Linked DNA regions of Homo sapiens: region 2 is linked to region 1. Evidence: read pairs that join two places in POLR2A ChIA-PET (ENCODE). Cell type or tissue: PC-9. All regions are shown on one strand. Links, peaks and the distances in the headings refer to the core of each region. The heading gives the core; the rest is flanking DNA. Region 1 overlaps ACAP1 (ArfGAP with coiled-coil, ankyrin repeat and PH domains 1). Region 2 has its middle 18 kb from the start of SLC16A11.

Region 1 (9,156 bases), core at 2,513-7,512:
CTGAGGTCAGGAGTTCTAGACCAGCCTGGCTAACATGGCGAAACCCCATCTCTACTAAAAATGCAAAAATCATCCAGGCTTAGTGGCACCCATCTGTAGCTCCAGCTACTCAAGAGGCTGAGGCAGAGGAATCACTTGAACCTGGGAGGCGGAGGTTGCAGTGAGCCAAGATCGCACCACTGCACTCCAGGCTAGGCGACAGAGCGAGACTCTGTGTCAAAAAAAAAAAGACTTAATTTTGGACTTCCTTGTTCTGCTCTTGAGCTCCTGCATTGTGCCAGGCCCTGGGCATTCAGGGAGGACAAGATCATTTCTGCTCCCACGGAGCCCAAAGGCTGACTAGAAGACAAACCAGTGAAACGTTTCAATTCAAGACAGTAAGGTGTCCCCTGAGCACTCTATCAAACAGCATGTTCACACAAATACACACTCAAATGCTCTCTCATTCCCCTTACTTCGCTTTACTTTTCTCTGCAACATTTACCTCTGACACATTATGTATTTGCTTGCTATATATTAGTTCTCTATTGCTGTGTAACAAATTGTCACAAATTTAGTGGGCAACATTGTTTTATGGGCAACATGGTGAGACCTCATCTCTACAAATAATAATTTTATTTTTATTTTTATTTATTTGAGATGGAGTCTCGCTCTGTCACCCAGGCTGGAGTGCAGTGGTGCGATCTCGGCTTACTGGAACCTCCACCTCCCAGGTTCAAGTGATTCTCCTACCTCAGCCTCCCAAGTAGCTGGGATTACAGGTGTGCACCACCACACCTGGATAATTTTTTTTCTTTTTGTATTTTTAGTAAAGACAGGGTCTCACCATGTTGGCTAAGCTGGTCTTGAACTCCTGACCTCAAATGATCTACCTGCCGCAGCCTCCCAAAGTGCTGGCATTACAGGCTTAAGCCACCGCACCCGGCCTACAAATAATAATTTTAAACAATGGACTGGATGGAGTGGCCACAGCTGTGATCCCAGATGCTTCAATACTGGGCTCAAGTGATCCTCCCTCCTCAACCTCCCCAGTAGCTGTGCTACAGGCACATGCCACCACGCCTGGCTTTTTTAAATTTAAATTTATTTTTTGTAGAGATGGGGTCTCCCTATGTTACCTAGGCTGGTCTGGAACTCCTGGCCTCAAGTAATCCTCCCACCTCAGCCTCCCAAAGTGCTGGAATTACAGGTGTGAGCCACCACACCTGGCCTGAATTTTTTATTTTGAGTAAATTATTGACTCAGGAGACTAGTGAGGAGAGGTCTCATGTACCCATCACCCAGCTTCCCCCAGTGGTGACATCTTATACAATACTAGTACATTATTAAAACCAGGACATTAATAGTGTCACATTACAATTAACAATAAACTCGGCCAGGTGTGGTGGCTCACGCCTGTAATCCCAGCACTTTGGGAGGCCAAGGTGGGCGGATCACGAGGTCAGGAGATCGAAACCATCCTGGCTAACACTGTGAAACCCCGTCTCTACTAAAAATACAAAAAATTATTCGGGTGTGGCGGCAGGCGCCTGTAGTCCCAGCTACTCAGGAGGCTGAGGCAGGAGAATGGCGCGAACCCGGGAGGTGGAGCTTGCAGTGAGTGGAGGTCGTGCCACTGCACTCCAGCCTGGGCGACAGAGTGAGACTGTCTCAATAAACAAAAACAAACAAACAAAAAACCCCAATAAACTCTAGCCAAGCTCAGTGGCTCACGCCTGTAATCCCAGCACTTTGGTAGGCTGCGGCAGGTGGATCACGAGGTCAGGACTTCGAGAACAGCCTGACCAACATGATGAAACCCCCATCTCTACTAAAAATACAAAAATTAGCCAGGCGTGGTGGCACGCACCTGTAATCCCAGCTACTCAGGAGGCTGAGGCAGGAGAATTGCTTGAACCCAGGAGGCGGAGGTTGCAGTGAGCCGAGATCACGCCACCACACTCCAGCCTGCGGAGGTCGCAATGAGCCGAGATCGTGCCACTGCACTCCGGCGTGGGCGACAGACCAAGACTCTGTCTCTAAATAAATAAATAAACTCTATAGATCCTACTTTGATTTTACATTTTGCATATACTCTTTTTTGGTGTTTTTGTGTATAATTCTATGGTACTTTATCACGTGTATGGATTCCTTTAACCATCACCACACACCAATGGACACAAGGAATTCCTTTACAGTGGTACCCGACACCCTTCCCACACTTCTTTAATCTGTGGTAACCGCTGATTTGTTCTCCATCTCTCTACTTTTGTCATTTCCAGAATGTTCCATATATAGAATCATACACTATGTGACCCTTTGAGATTTGGCTTCCCCCTCCCCCCTCACTCAGAATAATGCTGCTGCCGGGTGTGGTCGCTCATGCCTGTCATCCCAACTACTCAGGAGGTCAAGGTAGGAGGGTTGCTTGAGGCCAGAAGCTCGAGACCAGCCTGGGCAACATAGCAAGACCCTTGTCTCTAAATAATGTTCTGTTTTGTTTTTAAATTAGCCAGGCATGGTGGTGTGTGCCTGTAGTCTCAGCTACTCAGGAAGCTAAGATTGGAGGATCCCTTGAACCCAGGAGTTCAAGGCTGCAGTGAGCTATGATCCCACCACTGCACTCCAGCCTGGGCGACAGAGACCTCAACTCTAAAAATAATCATAATTTTTTAAAAGATGAATGCTCTTGAAGTTTATCCAAGTTGTTGCACATATCAACAGTTTGTTCCTTTTTATTGCTGAGTACTGTTCTATTGAACAGATGTCCCAGTCTGTCACTAGTCCAGTGTTATGAAAGTTTCTTACTCATCTAAGGGGGAGGGGCTGAGATGGTAAGGAAAAAAACTAGACACAGAGTCCTCAGATTCACACAGTGATTTGTGAACATCCTTGTACCTTGTCACAGACAACCCATGGTGATGTCTGATAAGATTTGATCTCGGTCAGGCCAGGTGCAGTGGCTCATGCCTGTAATCCCAGCACTTCGGGAGGCCGAAGCAGGTGGATCACCTGAAGTCAGGAGTTCGAGACCAGCCTGGTCAACATGGTGAAACCCCGTCTCTACTAAAAATACAAAAAATTAGCTGGGCGTGGTGGCGGGCACCTGTAATCCCAGCTACTCTGGAGGCTGAGGCAGGAGGATCGCTTGAACCTGGGAGGTGGAGGTTGTGGTGAGCCAAGATCATGCCATTGCACTCCAGCTTGGGCAACGGAGCAAAACTCCGTCTCAAAAATAGAAAAATAAAAAGAGATGGGGTTTCACTATGTTGGTCAGGCTGATATCCAACTCCTGACCTCAGGTGATCCACCCACCTCAGCCTCCCAAAGTGTTGAGATTACAGGTCTGAGCCACCTTGCCTGGCCTATCAAGTCTCTTTGTCAGTCAAAAGAGCCAGATAGGATGGGCCCCAGGAGTACCCCGGCATTTCCTCTTGGCCCTGACCCGTGGTCTAGATGATGGATTAATATTTATGAGGGAACGTGCAGTGAGCACAGAATGGGACAACTCCTAGCAGTAAATACTATAGATTTTATTTATTTATTTATTTTTCGAGACAGAGTCTCGGTCTGTCACCCAGGCTGGAGTGCAGTAGCGCCATCTCGGCTCACTGCAGCCTTGACCTCCCGGATTCAGGCAGTCCTCCTGCCTTAGCCCCCCAGGTAACTGGGATTATAGGCACTTGGTGCCATCTCAGCTCACTACAGCCTCAGCCTCCCGGGTTCAAGCAGTCCTCCTGCCTTAGCCTCCCAAGTAGCTGGGATTACAGGCATGTGCCACCATGCCTGGCTAATTTTTGAATTTTTAGTAGAGATGAGGTTTCACCATGTTGCCCAGGCTGCTCTTGAATTCCTGAGCTCAAGCGACTGGCCCGCCTTGGCCTCCCAAAGGGTTGGGATTACAGGTGTGAGCCACCACGCCCGGCCAATACTGTAGAATTTAATAGCAACCAGGTAGAGCATCCAGACCATGCAGGAATCTCCACGGAGCTCTGGATCTAAGCAGGTAGGCAGGGCAGGAAGAGATATGTGCGAGTGGACAGGGAAAGATGTTTTGGAGGTAAGGCTGACAGAGGTGTTGGCGACAGGCTGAGAGGAATGGGCAGGAATTGGGTTTCAGGCCCAAGGCAGTGGGAGCAAAGACGCAGCGATAAGAACACAGCAGGTATGTGTTAGATACAGGGAGAGCTGGATGAGCCTGGAGGGCAGTGAGGCCAGGCAGGAATAGGGGAGCGCCGCCCTGGGCAAGGGGAGAGGAAGTGGGGCAGGTGTGGGGGCATCACCAGGTGTGAGGATGATGGCACAGCTCCCTGTTACCCTCCTTCTTTCCCAGCTCCTGAAACTGGGCACTGGTCTCCTGGAAAGTGGGCGCCATTACCTTGCTGCCAGCCGCGCCTTCGTTGTCGGCATTTGTGACCTGGCCCGCCTGGGTCCACCAGAGCCCATGATGGCGGTATGCGGAGGGTCTGCATCTGGGAGGGAAGGGGTCTGGGATGAGGAGGTGATGCTGTGGAAGAGGAGGGCTGGCCTGGGGTCTGCAGGTTCCAGGCCACAGCAGGGCTGGGCTGCTGTCCATGACAGCCGTAGCAGGCTGGGTCTCGAGTCGGGAGGGTGCTGCCACCCCATGCCTGGTACTCTTTCTGTGCCTCTTCTTGCCTAGGAGTGTCTGGAAAAATTCACCGTGAGCCTGAACCACAAGCTGGACAGCCATGCGGTAAGTAGGGGAAGGTAAGGATTGTCGGGGTGGTGGCCAGGTCACCTGTGGTCCTGACCCCAGTCTACCAACTTCTCCTTCCCTCAGGAGCTTCTAGATGCCACCCAACACACACTGCAGCAGCAGATCCAGACCCTGGTCAAGGAGTGAGATGGGGCCGGGCGCAGTGGCTCATGCCTGTAATCCCAACACTTTGGAAGGCCAAGGCGGGAGGATTGCTTGAGCCCAGGAGTTGGACACCAACCTAGCCAACATGGCGAAACTGTCTCCACAAAAAATACAAAAATTAGGCCGGGCACGGTGGCTCATGCCTATGATCCCGGCATTTTGGGAGGCCAAGGCGGGCGGATCACCTGAGGTCGGGAGTTCGAGACCAGCCTGTCTAACATGGCAAAACCCCAGCTCTACTAAAAAATACGAAAAAAAAAAATTAGCCGGGCATGGTGGCAGGTGCCTGTAATCCCAGCTACTCAGGAGGCCGAGGCAGGAGAATCATTTGAACCCAGGAGGTGGAGGTTGCAGTGAGCCAAGATCGCACTACTTCACTTCAGCCTGGGCAACAGAGTGAGACTCTGCCTCAAAAAAAAAAAAAAAAAAAAAAAAATAGCCGGGCGTGGTGGCACATGTCTGTTGTCCCAGCTTCTTGGGAGGCTGAGGCAGGAGAATTGCTTGAGCCTGGAGGTCAGGGCTGCGGTGAGCCATGATTGTGCCACTGTACTCCAGCCTGGGTAACAGAGCAAGACCCGGTCTCAAAAACAAAAACAACAACAACAACAAAAATTTTTTAAAGGGGGAGTGAGATGGGAGAGAAGGGGGCCTTATTTCTCGGAAACCAGCCCTGCTGCCCTCTTCCCATGGCCACAGGAGCCTCCCCAGTGACGGAGTTGTGAGATTGGGGGTTTCTGGTGTCCTGACTTCCGTCCCAGGGATCACCTTGGGTTTCCCACGTTGCAGAGACTAACTGAAAGGACATGAGGGCTTTACCCTGGGAATGCTCTGCTGGGGCAGGTGGGTGTTAGCTGCGATTCTGTGTTATTTTCCCATCCTCAGAGGTCTGCGGGGTTTCCGAGAGGCTCGCCGGGATTTCTGGCGGGGGGCTGAGAGCCTGGAGGCTGCCCTGACCCACAACGCAGAGGTTCCCAGGCGCCGGGCCCAGGAGGCAGAAGAGGCAGGAGCTGCTTTGAGGACGGCTCGAGCTGGGTACCGGGGACGGGCACTGGATTATGCCCTGCAGGTGCCTGCCCCAATCTGTCTTCCTGGGGTACCAGAGCCTCAAGTGTCACCTCGAGGCTTGGGGGTCTCCAGTGTGCAGTGGGAAGGGGTGCTGTGTCTTCAAGACTGATCTGGGGTTTTTTACGTCCTCTTTTACGTCCTCAGATCAACGTGATTGAGGACAAGAGGAAGTTTGACATCATGGAGTTTGTGAGTTGTGGCGGGGGTGAGGGCAGGGTGGAGAAGAGCCTGCTGCCAGCACAAGGGAATGGGGAGAGGGGTTCTTCCTCAGCCTTCCCACTGCCCGCCTTGTCCCCCAGGTGCTGCGTTTGGTGGAGGCCCAGGCTACCCATTTCCAGCAGGGCCATGAGGAGCTGAGCCGGCTGTCCCAGTATCGAAAGGAGCTGGGCGCCCAGGTGGGGCCCCAGGGCACAGCAGGTGGTAGAGGGAGGTTAGGGACTCCTAACTGGGGGGCCTTGGACATCTGAGATGCCCTTCCTGTGCCCAGTTGCACCAGCTGGTCTTGAATTCAGCACGAGAGAAGAGGGACATGGAGCAGAGACACGTGCTGCTGAAACAGAAGGTGAGGGGCCAGGTGCGGTGGCCCACGACCGTCATCCCAACATGTTGGGAGGCTGAGGTGGGAAGATTGCTTGAGGCCTGGAGTTCAAGATTAGCCTAGGCATCGTAGTGAAACTCCATCTCTACAGAAAATTTTAAAATTAGCTGGTGTGGTGGCATGCACCTCTAGTTCTAGCTACTCAGGAGGCTGAGGTGGGAGGATTGCTTGAGCCCAGGAGTTCAAGACTGCAGTGAGCTATGATCACACAACTGCACTTAAGCCTGGGTGAAAGAACAAGACCCTGTCTCTAAAAATAAATTTTAAAAAGTATTTCAAAAAGCAGAAAGTAAGGGCTAGGGCTGTGGGCAGGAGGCAGATGCCTATGGCCTTGGTGTCTGCCCATCTCAGTTGCCCTTTGATCCTCTTGTGCCTCCAGGAGCTGGGTGGGGAGGAGCCAGAACCAAGCTTAAGAGAGGGGCCTGGTGGCCTGGTGATGGAAGGACATCTCTTCAAACGGGCCAGCAACGCATTTAAGACCTGGAGCAGGTGAGGAGAGGACACCCCCAATCAGCCCGCCCCACCCAATGATGTATTTTCGAGTGGTAATAGCACACTAAGCACTGCAAGGAAAAACAGACGAACCCCCCTGCCTCAGTAGAGTTTCATTCCATCAGCAAAGACAGAGGATAAACCTAGTATGTAAATTACGTGCTATGTTAGAAGGTGATAGTGCTTGCTATAGGAGAAAGATGATAAAGCAAGGGATGTGGGGAGCTGGGTAGGGGTTACAGTTCTAAATAGTTGGGCAGTGTGGGCTTCATGAGAAGGTAACTTTTGAACAAAGACTTGAAGGATATCTGGGGGAAGAAAGTTCTAGACAGAAGAAAGAGCCAGTGCCAAGGCCCTGAGATAGCTGGGGAGTTGGAAGAGCAGGGTGGTGGCCCTGGGTCTGGACAGAGTGAGGGAGGAGGATGTGCAGGAGATGAAATCGGAGCTAATGGGGGCATGAGTCATTATAGGGCCCTATAGATTTTTGTAGGGATTTGGGGTCTACTCTGAGAGCAATTGGGAGCCGCTATAGGGTTTGGAACAGGATGGTGGCATGCTGTGACTTGACTCCTTTCCCTTCTAGGGCCACTGCTAGCCCACATGGGATCTCTGTACAAATTAGAAAATGGAGCTGCTTCCCCAAGATACTCTTTTTTCTTTTTCTTTTCTTTTTTTTTTTCTGTTTTTTTTGAGATGGGGTGTCACTCTGTTGCCCAGCCTGCAGTGCAGTGGCGCAGTCTCGGCTCACTGCAACCTCTATCCCCTGAGTTCAAGTGATCCTCCCTCCTCAGCATCCTAAATAGCTGGGACCACAGGCGTGTGCCATCACGCTCGGCTAATTTTTGTATTTTTGGTAGAAACAGGGTTTCACCATGTTGCCCAGGCTGGTTGCAAACTCCTGACATCAAGCAATCCACCCGCCTCGGCCTCCCAACTTGCTGGGATTACAGGCGTGAGCCACTGTACCTGGCCCCCAAGATTCTTTCTTTTCTTTTTTTCTTTTTCTTTTTTTTTCTTTTTTGATGGAGCCTCGCTATGTTGCGCAGGCTGCAGCACAGTGGTGCGATCTCAGCTCACTGCAACCTCAGCTTCCTGGGTTCAAGCGATTCTCCTGCCTCAGCCTCCCAAGTAGGTGGGATTATAGCCGCCTGCCACCACGCCTGGCTAATTTTTGTATTTTTAGTAGAGACGGAGTTTCACCATATTGGTCAGGGTGGTCTCAAACTCCTGACCTCGGGTGATCCACCACCCCCATCAGCCTCCCAAAGTGCTGGGATTACAGGTGTGAGCCCAGCCTAAATAGTATTTTTTAAATTGTAGCAATAGACATTTTATTAGAAAAAGAATTTTACTGCCATCTGCTGGAAAGTTGTCTTCATAACTATATGAAATCTGGGTTGTCCAAGATAGGAATAGCATCCTTTAGATGTTCCAATCTGCACAATTGTCCACCCTTCTCTGGAATGTCTCGTGGAACAGTCAGCCCAGGTGTCTGTCCTCTCAGTAAGATCCTCATGGGCAAAAAGCACAGCCTCTCTTCCGTCCCTCATCCTAAAGCTGCCTATGTCTGTAATGATTTCCTTCTCTTACAGACGCTGGTTCACCATTCAGAGCAACCAACTGGTTTACCAGAAGAAGTACAAGGTGAGTGGACCTGGGTCCTGGATGCCTGGGCCCCAGGGAGACTCAGCTCTTGCCTGCAGCTGGACATCTGGCCCCTTATCACCTTATCCTGCCAGGACCCTGTGACTGTGGTGGTGGATGACCTTCGTCTCTGCACAGTGAAACTCTGCCCTGACTCAGAAAGGCGGTTCTGCTTTGAGGTGGTGTCCACCAGCAAGTGAGTGCAATCCCCAGGGGTGATACTCTAATATATCTAAACAACTGCCAATCTGAAAGGCAGGGCCCACCACAATGGAGGCCCCCCATGCAGCTCCAGACTTTAATTTAATTCTTTGGCGGCTGGACTGGGGGGCCATTGTGGAAGAGGGTACAGGGTGATGGGGGATATTTAGGAGAATATTACCAACTGGTACAGAAGTCTTTCAATGCAACTGGAACTGGTTGAATACTGGCTGAATGTCAGTCTGCCCATGCTGCCACTTTGCTTCCCAGGCCTCAGACCCCTCTGCCATCTCCC
Region 2 (9,156 bases), core at 797-5,796, 280 kb before region 1:
GTCTCACTCTGTCACCCAGGCTGGAGTGCAGTGGTGCCATCTTGCCTCACTGCAACCTCTGCCTCCCAGATTCAAGCAATTCTCCTGCCTCAACCTCCCAAGTAGCTGGGATTACAGGTGCCCGCCACTACCGCCCAGCTAATTTTTGTGTTTTTCATACAGACGGGGTTTCATCATCTTGGCCAGGCTGGTCTCAAACTCCTGACCTTGTGATCCACCAGCCTCGGTCTCCCAAAGTGCTGGCAAACTCCTGACCTCGTGAGCCACTACACCCGGCCACTTTTACATTTTTTTATACAGATGGGGGTCTCACTTTTTTCCCCAGGCTGGTGTCAAACTTCTGGCCTCAAGCAATCCTCTCACCTCGGCCTCCCAAGGTGCTGGGATTACAGGTGTGAGCCGCTATGCCTGGTGGAGCGTCTTTTATAAGGTCATAATCCCATTCATGAGTCCCCCATTCTCATGACCTCGTCGCCTCCCAAAGGCTCCACCTCCAAATACCATCACATTAGGCTTTAGGAGTTAACATATACATTTGGGGGACAGGGAAACACAGACACATTCAGTCTTTGGCATCCCACATATCAATAAAACTAGAGCTAGGAATGCTCCAAAATTAGCTTATCAGTGTCTCAATAACATCATCAAAGACTAAGGTTCTTCCCACATTTTCAGTCTATCCCCTCAGTGTTTTAGCTTTTTCCTCGTAAGGTTGCAACGTGGTTACTGCAGTTTCAGATATGGCATCTAGGCATAACCAAGTGCAGAGGAAAATGAGCACGTCTCTTCCAGTGTGTGCCCCTTAGCACCAAGGATCTTTTATCCTACAGCCCCCAGCAGACAGCCCCTCGGCCATTGACAGAATTATGCCGTATGTCTATGATTAAACCAGCCACTGACAAGGGGGAAGGTTCCACCATGATTGACTTACTTTCATCAGGTCCTGCCTCTAGGACTAGGCTGGAGCCACCCTCACCTGAAGGTTATACTGTACCTACATTGCTGTTGTAGAATAACATAAATTCCTAAACACCAGTTGGGGTCAGTTAAGAGAGGACAAAGCTATAGTCAATGTTGCATAGAAAACCAAGAGTGGTTTGTTTTGTTTTGGTTTGTTTTAGACAGAGTCTCGCTCTTGTTGCTGAGGCTGGAGTGCAATGGTGCGATCTCTGCTCACTGCAACCTCCGCCTCCCGAGTTCAACCAATCCTCCTGCCTCAGCCTCCCGAGTAGCTGGGATTACAGGCACCCGCCACCACGCCCAACTCATTTTTTGTATTTTTAGTAGAGATAGGGTTTCACAATGGCCAGGCTTGTTGCGAACTCCTGACCTCAGGTGATCCACCCTCCTCGGCCTCCCAAAGTGCTGGGATTACAGGCGTGAGCCACCGCGCCCGGCCCAAGAGTGTTGACTAAACCATCTAGAACTCCCTGTTGGTGCCTGAAGGGGACTATTCTTGGGAATCTGGTGAGGTTTTTTTGTTTATTACTAGTAATGTGATTTGTTCTGATTTTTACCAGCAATTCCTCCCTCCCCCACTAAACATACACTGCCCAAGGGGCAAGAAGAAACACCTACACTGTGTGTGAAGAACCTGGCATTCTGTCATATCTGGCATGGGCATCAATGGTCCATAGGCATCAATGTAGCAGCAATGAATGAATGTGTATCTCTCTTCCCCAGCCTAGATGACTACAGCTCAATTCTAACTGGTCTTCCTGCACAATGTGGATTCCACAATGTTGATAGAACCAGCTTCTAGGTTCAGGAAGGAAACCAGGCTGATTCTCAGGCAGGAGGAGGCAGAGTACGTATGACTCAATCCCTCTTTGCCTTTAATGAAAGTGACGGAGAAGATTTTCCGCTTAAGAAGGAGGATACCCTGAGAATTTATAAAAGCCTGAAGAGCAGTCGTGGAACACAGAGGACAGCAAAGGCAAGAGAGGGGTGATTCCAGTTCCTTACGTCGAGAAGTAGAGACCTGCCTCTACCTCAGTATTTGCTCTGATTGGATGTTGTGAACTGGTAAAGATTTCTGGATTAATGTGAGTGGTCAGAGGGCAGGGGAGCATAATGGCAAATGAGGTCACTTCCTATTCACTCATGTCCCTCTGATAGAGGGACAGAACCCAAATGTAGCTCAACAGTTTTGCTGATGTATGGGAACAATTCCTTTCAGTTTTTTTGCAACTGCCATCTAAACAGTTTTTCTACAGACGTCCAAGGCAGTCTCATCTCATTCTGTTCCTTGTGAGCTTCTGGAACAGAATTACTCCATTCCTAGTCTCAGTTCATCATGGTCAAGGTATAAAACTGGAGAGCTGGCCAGGCATGGTGGCTCACGCCTGTAATCCCAGCACTTTGGGAGGCCAAGGTGGGCAGATCATGAGGTCAGGAGATCAAGACCATCCTGGCTAACACGGTGAAACTCCGTCTCTACTAAAAATACAAAAAGTAGCCAGCCATGGTGGCGGGCACCTGTAGTCCCAGCTACTCGGGAGGCTGAGGCAGGAGAATGGCCTGAACCTGGGAGGCAGAGCTTGCAGTGAGCCGAGACCGTGCCACTGCACTCCAGCCTGGGGGACAGAGCAAGATGCCGTCTCCAAAAAAAAAAAAAAAAACAAAAAAAAAACACTGTAGAGTTTATGTGTTAACTTCTTTATTTTATTTTATTTTATTTTTGAGATGGAGTTTTGCTCTTATCACCCAGGCTGGAATGCAGTGGCACAATCTTGGCTCACTGCAACCTCTGCCTCCCACATTCAATCGATTCTCCTGCCTTAGCCTCCAGAGTAGTTGGGATTACAGGTGCCTGCCACCACGCCAGGCTAATTTTTTTTTATACTTATAAGTAGAGACGGAGTTCCACCATGTTGGCCAGGCTGGTCTCGAACTCTTGACCTCAGGTGATGCACCCGCCTCAGCCTCTCAAAGTGCTGGGATTACAGACGTGAGCCACCGTGCCCGGCCATGTGTGTTAACTTCTGAATGGGCTGATTTTAGGTGGTAGTAGCTATGCCTGAGTGTATAGAAGGTATAAATATCTTGCTCTGTCATTCTTAGATGGTGCAAATCAACCTGTGGAAAACTGATAGAAGCGGTGCCAACTGCTCATTCTGATTTATTTAATGGGTTTCTTTTCTCATTCTGAAACCATTCTATCAAATGGCAATAGACTGTTCCTGTAGACCCCCATGAAGTAATCATGTACCACACGAATAATACACAATGAGATTGCTTTTTCACTTATAAAACATGACCAGTTATGACTCATTCTGACATTTCAAAGCCTAAGAATCCCAGGGGCACTACTAGAAGCATTTGTCTACCTTTCTAGCATGATTCATATATTTGCTTCAGATTGTGTTAACCCTTGCCATTCTTTTTTTCCCAAACCTGGAAGTAGGTTAACTGTAAGATAAGTGTATCTTCTCATTCCAGATGAGAGGCAGGATGTGCAGGTCACTTTACTCAGTGCCTGGCATTAAGCCAGTGGTGGACCCACTATGTGGACAGCTAAACTCCCAGCTTTCTGCCTTCCGCCAAGGGTCACACCGCATTCACCTTGTTACAGCCGCTAAACAGACTTGACTCAGCTTTCCCTTCAGAGTCATGAGACAGCTGCCACTGTTCCAAATCTCCTGCCCTCACAAGGAAACACCCACGACAGGAAGGTAACAAGCACAGCTCCTCTTTTACAGCCTTTTTTTTTTTTTTTTTTTTTTGAGAAGGAGTCTCGCTCTGTCATACAGGCTGGAGTGCAATGGCATGAACTCAGCTCACTGGCAAACTCCACCTCCTGGGTTCAAGTGATTCTCCTGCCTCAGCCTCCCGAGTAGCCGAGATTACAGGTGCCTGCTAATTTTTGTATTTTTAGTACAAAAATTAATTAGCCCGCTAACCTACGACTGGCTAATTTTTGTATTTTAGTAGAGACGGGGTTTCACCATGTTAGCCAGGCGGTCTCGAACTCCTGACCTTAAGCGATCCACCTGCCTCGGCCTCCCAAAGTGCTGGGATTACAGGTGTGAGTCACCATGCCTGGCCAATGGCTTTCTTACCTTGTGTGTCTGTGTCTCTTCTTGTAAGGACACCAGCCATATTGGATTAAGGGTATACCCTACTCCAACATGACCTCATCTTAATTTATTACGTCTGCAACGACCCTATTTCCTATTTCCAAGTAAGACCAACTTCTGAGATACTGGGGGTTAGAACTTCAACCTGTCTTTTGTGTGAGACGCCTTTGTATAATGAATAGTCTCTGCATTACCTAAATCCAAAGATTTTCTGTAGTTTATGACCCAAAATTCCTTTTTTTTTTTTTTTTTTTTTTTTTTTTTTTTGAGACAGAGTCTCGCTCTGTCGCCCAGGCTGGAGTGCAGTGGTGCGATCTCGGCTCACTGCCACCTCCACCTCCAGGTTCAAGTGATTCTCCTGCCTCAGCCTCCTGAGTAGCTGGGATTACAGGTGCCCACCACCACGCTCAGCTAATTTTTGTATTTTTAGTAGAGACGGGGTTTCACTGTGTTGGCCAGGCTGGTCTCCAACTCCTGACCTCAAGTGATCCGCCCGCCTCGGCCTCCCAAATTGCTGGGATTACAGGCGTGAGCCATGCACCTGGCTCCAAAAGTCCTTCTGATATAGAACTCTACTATTATAGGAGTTCAAACCAGTCCAGCCGAACAAGCACCACACATGTCTTCCACAGTCTCATCCCCTCCTTACCTAAAACTCCTTATCTCTAGGAGCAACCTAGAAAATTTTTATGATCACCAAAGAGCAGTTTTATCTCCTTCTAACCAAAGTCCTTTTTCAGAAGAGGGTCTTGTATAACTTTGAATAACAAAGGGTGTGTTTGCACAATTCAAGAGCCAGCATGAGAAGTTTCCTAAAATTGAAGAACAGTCTTCTTTCAAAAAGCATTCTTGCCACCTGCCTGGACAACATAGCAAGACCCCATCTCTACAAAAAATTTTTTTAATTAGCTGGGCATGCTGGTAGACACTTGTGACCCTTGCTACTTGGGAGGCTGAGGCAGGAGGATCCCTTGAACCCAGGAGTTGAAGACCGCAGTGAGCTGTGACAGTGCCACTGCACTCCAGCCTCGGTGACAGAGTGAGAGCCTGTCTCAACGGGAAAAAAAAAAAAGTGTTCTTGCCAGACAGAGGAACATTCAGGGTGGTGGTAGTTGTTTTAATATGTGAAAATGTAGCTTTTAAACATCACTATTTTGGCCAGGCATGGTAGTTCACACCTATAATCCCAGCACTTTGGGAGGCCGAGGCGGGCGGATCACTTGCAGTCAGGAGTTGGAGACCAGCCTGGCCAACATGGTGAAACCCCGTCTCTACTAAAAATACAAAAATTAGCCAGGCGTGATGGTGGACGCCTATAATCTCGGCTACTCCGGAGGCTGAGGCAGGAGAATCACTTGGACCCAGGAGGCGGCGGTTGCAGTGAGCTGAGATCGCGCCACTGCACGCCACAGCCTGGGCGACGGAGCCACACTCCATCTCAAAAAAATAAAATATACTCGGGAGGCTAAAGCAGGAGAATCGCTTGAACCCGGGAGGCGGAGGTTGGGGTGAACCGAGATCGTGCCATTGCACTCCAGCCTGGGCAACAAGAGCAAAACTCCGTCTCAAAAAATATAAAAATAAAAATAAAATAACACTGTTTTGTTGCATCAGCTGTGCCCGATCAGCTGAGCTTCTTCCCAGTCCCTGCCCCACTTTGAGTATGCTTAATGTATGGAGCCTGTCACCAACTGAATGCCCTAATTTAACGTAATCCCACTCCAAGCATTCCAGCTTCTCAGAGCTGTGACAACCTCCCCTTTCTGCCCCTCCCTGGTGCCTGCAACCTGCCCCACATCATCCTCTCCCAATCAGGCTGAATTGTTTGATTTTGTTTTCACTGTGGGGGTGACCGTTATAGCATGATCTTATTCATTTATCTGATGGCTTTTAATTTAAATCATACAATGTATGCAGGTAGAAAAATCCAAGCAGTGCAGAAAGACATTAAATGAAAGGCCTACAGTAGATAATATTTGGAGCAGCCAATGAAGTCTCTTTGTCACCATCATCAAACCCCTGTGTAAGCATTATCCTGCCCCACCACTCAGGCCTCAGTGACAGCTCTCCTTAGTCACAGCCCTAAATTGGGGGTGGGTATGAACAATAGACAATATAAGTCAGCTGCATTTCTGAATGGATTTTCAAACCTCTAACAAAAGCGAACTCCTGAAAGCCAAAAGGTGATTCTAGATGGCAAGAGTCAGGCCACAGAGGAGAGAAAAGATTTTTTGAATTTCAAAGGTTTGACTTTCAACACCAACAGCCAACGTTTCCAGGATGCAGATCATAGAGGTGACTGCCTAAAGCTGAGTCCAGAAATAAGAAATAAGACAATAATCCAATGCTAGCCTCACTGCATTGCAGAATGAGATACAGTTCCACTGGGGAAAGAGACAGGAGGATCAGAAAGTGAGTCATCGGTGTGGTTCATTGTAAAAGGGATCAGAGCTCTGTCCACTGATAGGGTCGAACTTCTGGGAACAAGGATGATTGAATGTGCATGGGGTTGGGGTTGAACAGAGCAGAAGGGGTTGTGCTTTGCTTCTCAGGTGAAGGGCAGGCAAAAGACATCAGGGAGACGCCCTTGCAGCAGCAGGCACCAGTGACAGAAGGCAGGGATGACAGCTGGTGTGTGGGCAAAGGGAGCCGAAGAAAAACTCTGAATCTCCCATCACCCCAAAGAGCAGCAAGAGAGTTATCTAAAGATTCCTGCATCCTCAGAGGTTTGTGTAAGAGGTAAGGTTGAGCCAGCAGACACACAGGCATGGTACATGCGGCAGGGGGGATGCAGGGTGACCTGTGTGACCAGGAGCCTGCAGAACAGAAAGAAGTGTGGACAGCTCAGGGGAGGAAGAGAGAGAAGGAGAAGCAGACACCTGCAAGGAGAAGGCCCCACTCCAAAGAGATACATCATCCCCAAGAAAAACAGGGCGAAGAGGGAAAGGAGAGAATCCAGAATTGACCGAGGCCAAAAAGGACAGAAAATCTAGCAGTGACTGGTGATTCAGAGTCGGCCAGGTGGTTTTCTGCTGTTAGCGATAATGTGTGCACCAGAGCACTGCCAGGGTCTGGCAGAGAGAACTAAGTAAAATTCCCGTGTGAGCCCTGGGGTTGTGGAATACCATGTCTGCTCCTTGGCAACCTCCTTCCCTCCACCCACCTCCCAGCACCAGGAGCTGAGATTACATCAGTGGAAGAGCAGCTGTGGTTCCCCCTCCTGGGGCTCTGTCCATGAGGTAGGGCAGACATCTGGACTAGCGATGGCCAGGGGATGGGAGCACAGAGGAAGAAGCCCAGAGTTACAGAGGGACTTAGAACCACAGGAAGTTCCTTTTTCTACAGGGAATGGGGCAGCCTACCCTGAAAGAAGTCATTTTGTTCTGTTTTGTTTGAGACAGCGTCTCACTCTGTTATCCAGGCTGGAGTGCAGTGGTGTGATCTCAGCTCACCGCAATCTCCGCCTCCCAGATTCAAGCGATTCTTCTGCCTCAGCCTCCCGAGTAGCTGGGACTACAGGCATGCGCCACCACGCTTGGCTAATTTTTGTATTTTTAGTAGAGACAGGGTCTCACCATGTTGGCCAGGCTGGTCTCAAACTCCTGACCTCGTGATCCACCCGCCTCGGCCTCCCAAAGTGCTGGGATTACAGGCATGAGCCACCGCGCCTGGCCGAATTTGACTTTTCTAGATTCCACATATAAGTAAGATCATGGCTCATTTGAAGGATGAGTAGATTCTAAACCAGGGGAAGATGGGGACTACCAAGGTGATCGTGAAGGTCAGTGGAGCAGCATCCGGGTCAGGGACAGAGGAGTGAACTCGGACCGTGAAGGCAAAGCTGAGCAGAGTGCCAGCCACAGGCGGATGGTGCAGTCACCTGAAATGTGTCCCATCATCTGAGTCGTCCCTCATTCCCAAGCTCCCACATATTCACAGAGGCCCATCCTGACATATATGCTGCCTTTGAAGGTCTGGACAAATACCTGAGACACACATGGGTGGTGTTGACTTCTCTCCACCCCAGATGTAGGTGCTCCTAGGCTGGGGATCTCATCAGCTCTTCCTGGAGTGGACGGCAACCAGGTGGGGGTTCTCCAGCTGGTGGAGTGTTCTCAGCCTCGGGCCAAAATGCCTAAAAGCAGGATGGCCGGTGGCAGCTGTCTTTGGGCTCTAACCAGCTCCCAGGGCAGAAGGTTCCCATGGAGCCTGATGGATAGAGGCCAGGTTCCCGTGGGGGAGGGCAACATGGCAGGATGAAGGCTGGGCATGGAGCCCTCCTCACTGAGGCTCTCAAGGGCAGCCATGTTACAGATCAGGTCATTGCAGGTCAGTCACCAGCTGCAGGACTTGGGGGAACATGGTCATCTATCCTGGGGACATACACAGATGGGCAGTGGGGGACAGCAAAGGTCCCAGGAGGTCAGACACCCCTAATCCCTTCAACAGTGCCTTGGCCTGGCCCTAGCAGCTCTCAAACTCTCCACACACAACATTGCAAGGTGGTCTCGAACCTGCTGAGTTCCTGCTCCTGCTTCTCCAGCTTGTTCTCCACACTGTACCATGTAGTGTCACTCACACTGCAGGCTGGAGGGGCTCAGTGGCTCAGCACTCACAAGGCTGCTCCCACCCATGCCTTTGTCCTGAGAGCCCACCAGACACTTCCACCCACGCTCCTTGGGGGTCTCTCACCTGCTTGCAGTTCCCGTTCATGTTTCTGTACCTTGATTTCCAGAGCAGTCACCATTTTTTGCAAGCTTCCACCTGGAAGATAAGGGAACTCAGTCCCCACGAGTCAGTTCCCCCCACTCCCCACCCAGCCTCACTCCAAGCCAGGCTCACCCTGGGAATTCAGTGCCAGAACCTCACCCACGTTGCTTGACATGAAAGGGCTGAAAAATTTTCAGGGACTGCAGGTCCATCTGATGTGGAGAAACTGATCAGGTGGGGAATGTGTTTGGGGTGTTCAGACCTGAGATTCATCAGGTGGCCTCTGTGCCAGCACTGAGCAGGGCACTCACACACAGTGTCTCCTTCAGTCCTCACAGTCACCCAGCAGGGCAGGCACTATCGTAGT

Evidence for each region. ChIA-PET counts read pairs that join two places held together with the same protein. Peaks named below come from ENCODE experiments on the same cell type or tissue, not always from the same donor. Only the 100,000 strongest peaks of a DNase experiment are listed, where the experiment ranks them.
Region 2: POLR2A ChIA-PET joins it to region 1 with 7 read pairs; 3 of 35 experiments call an interaction of 5 or more read pairs at or near these places.

The regions. Positions count from the first base shown.
Region 1 is chr17:7,337,636-7,346,791 of GRCh38, forward strand. ACAP1 (ArfGAP with coiled-coil, ankyrin repeat and PH domains 1) reads left to right here. Exons shown (of 22, transcript NM_014716.4): 3 at 4,313-4,432; 4 at 4,640-4,693; 5 at 4,781-4,839; 6 at 5,744-5,927; 7 at 6,071-6,115; 8 at 6,226-6,321; 9 at 6,414-6,488; 10 at 6,904-7,013; 11 at 8,609-8,660; 12 at 8,756-8,856. Among named protein-coding and RNA genes, the nearest start is that of ACAP1, 5.7 kb to the left of the region's middle. In PC-9, for the core only: no CTCF peak of the experiment used is centred there; no DNase peak of the experiment used is centred there; H3K27me3 peaks cover 1,303 bases.
Region 2 is chr17:7,057,192-7,066,347 of GRCh38, forward strand. No RefSeq gene overlaps it. Among named protein-coding and RNA genes, the nearest start is that of SLC16A11, 18 kb to the left of the region's middle. In PC-9, for the core only: no CTCF peak of the experiment used is centred there; DNase peaks (open chromatin) are centred at 3,520 and 3,580; H3K4me3 peaks cover 315 bases; H3K27ac peaks cover 2,056 bases.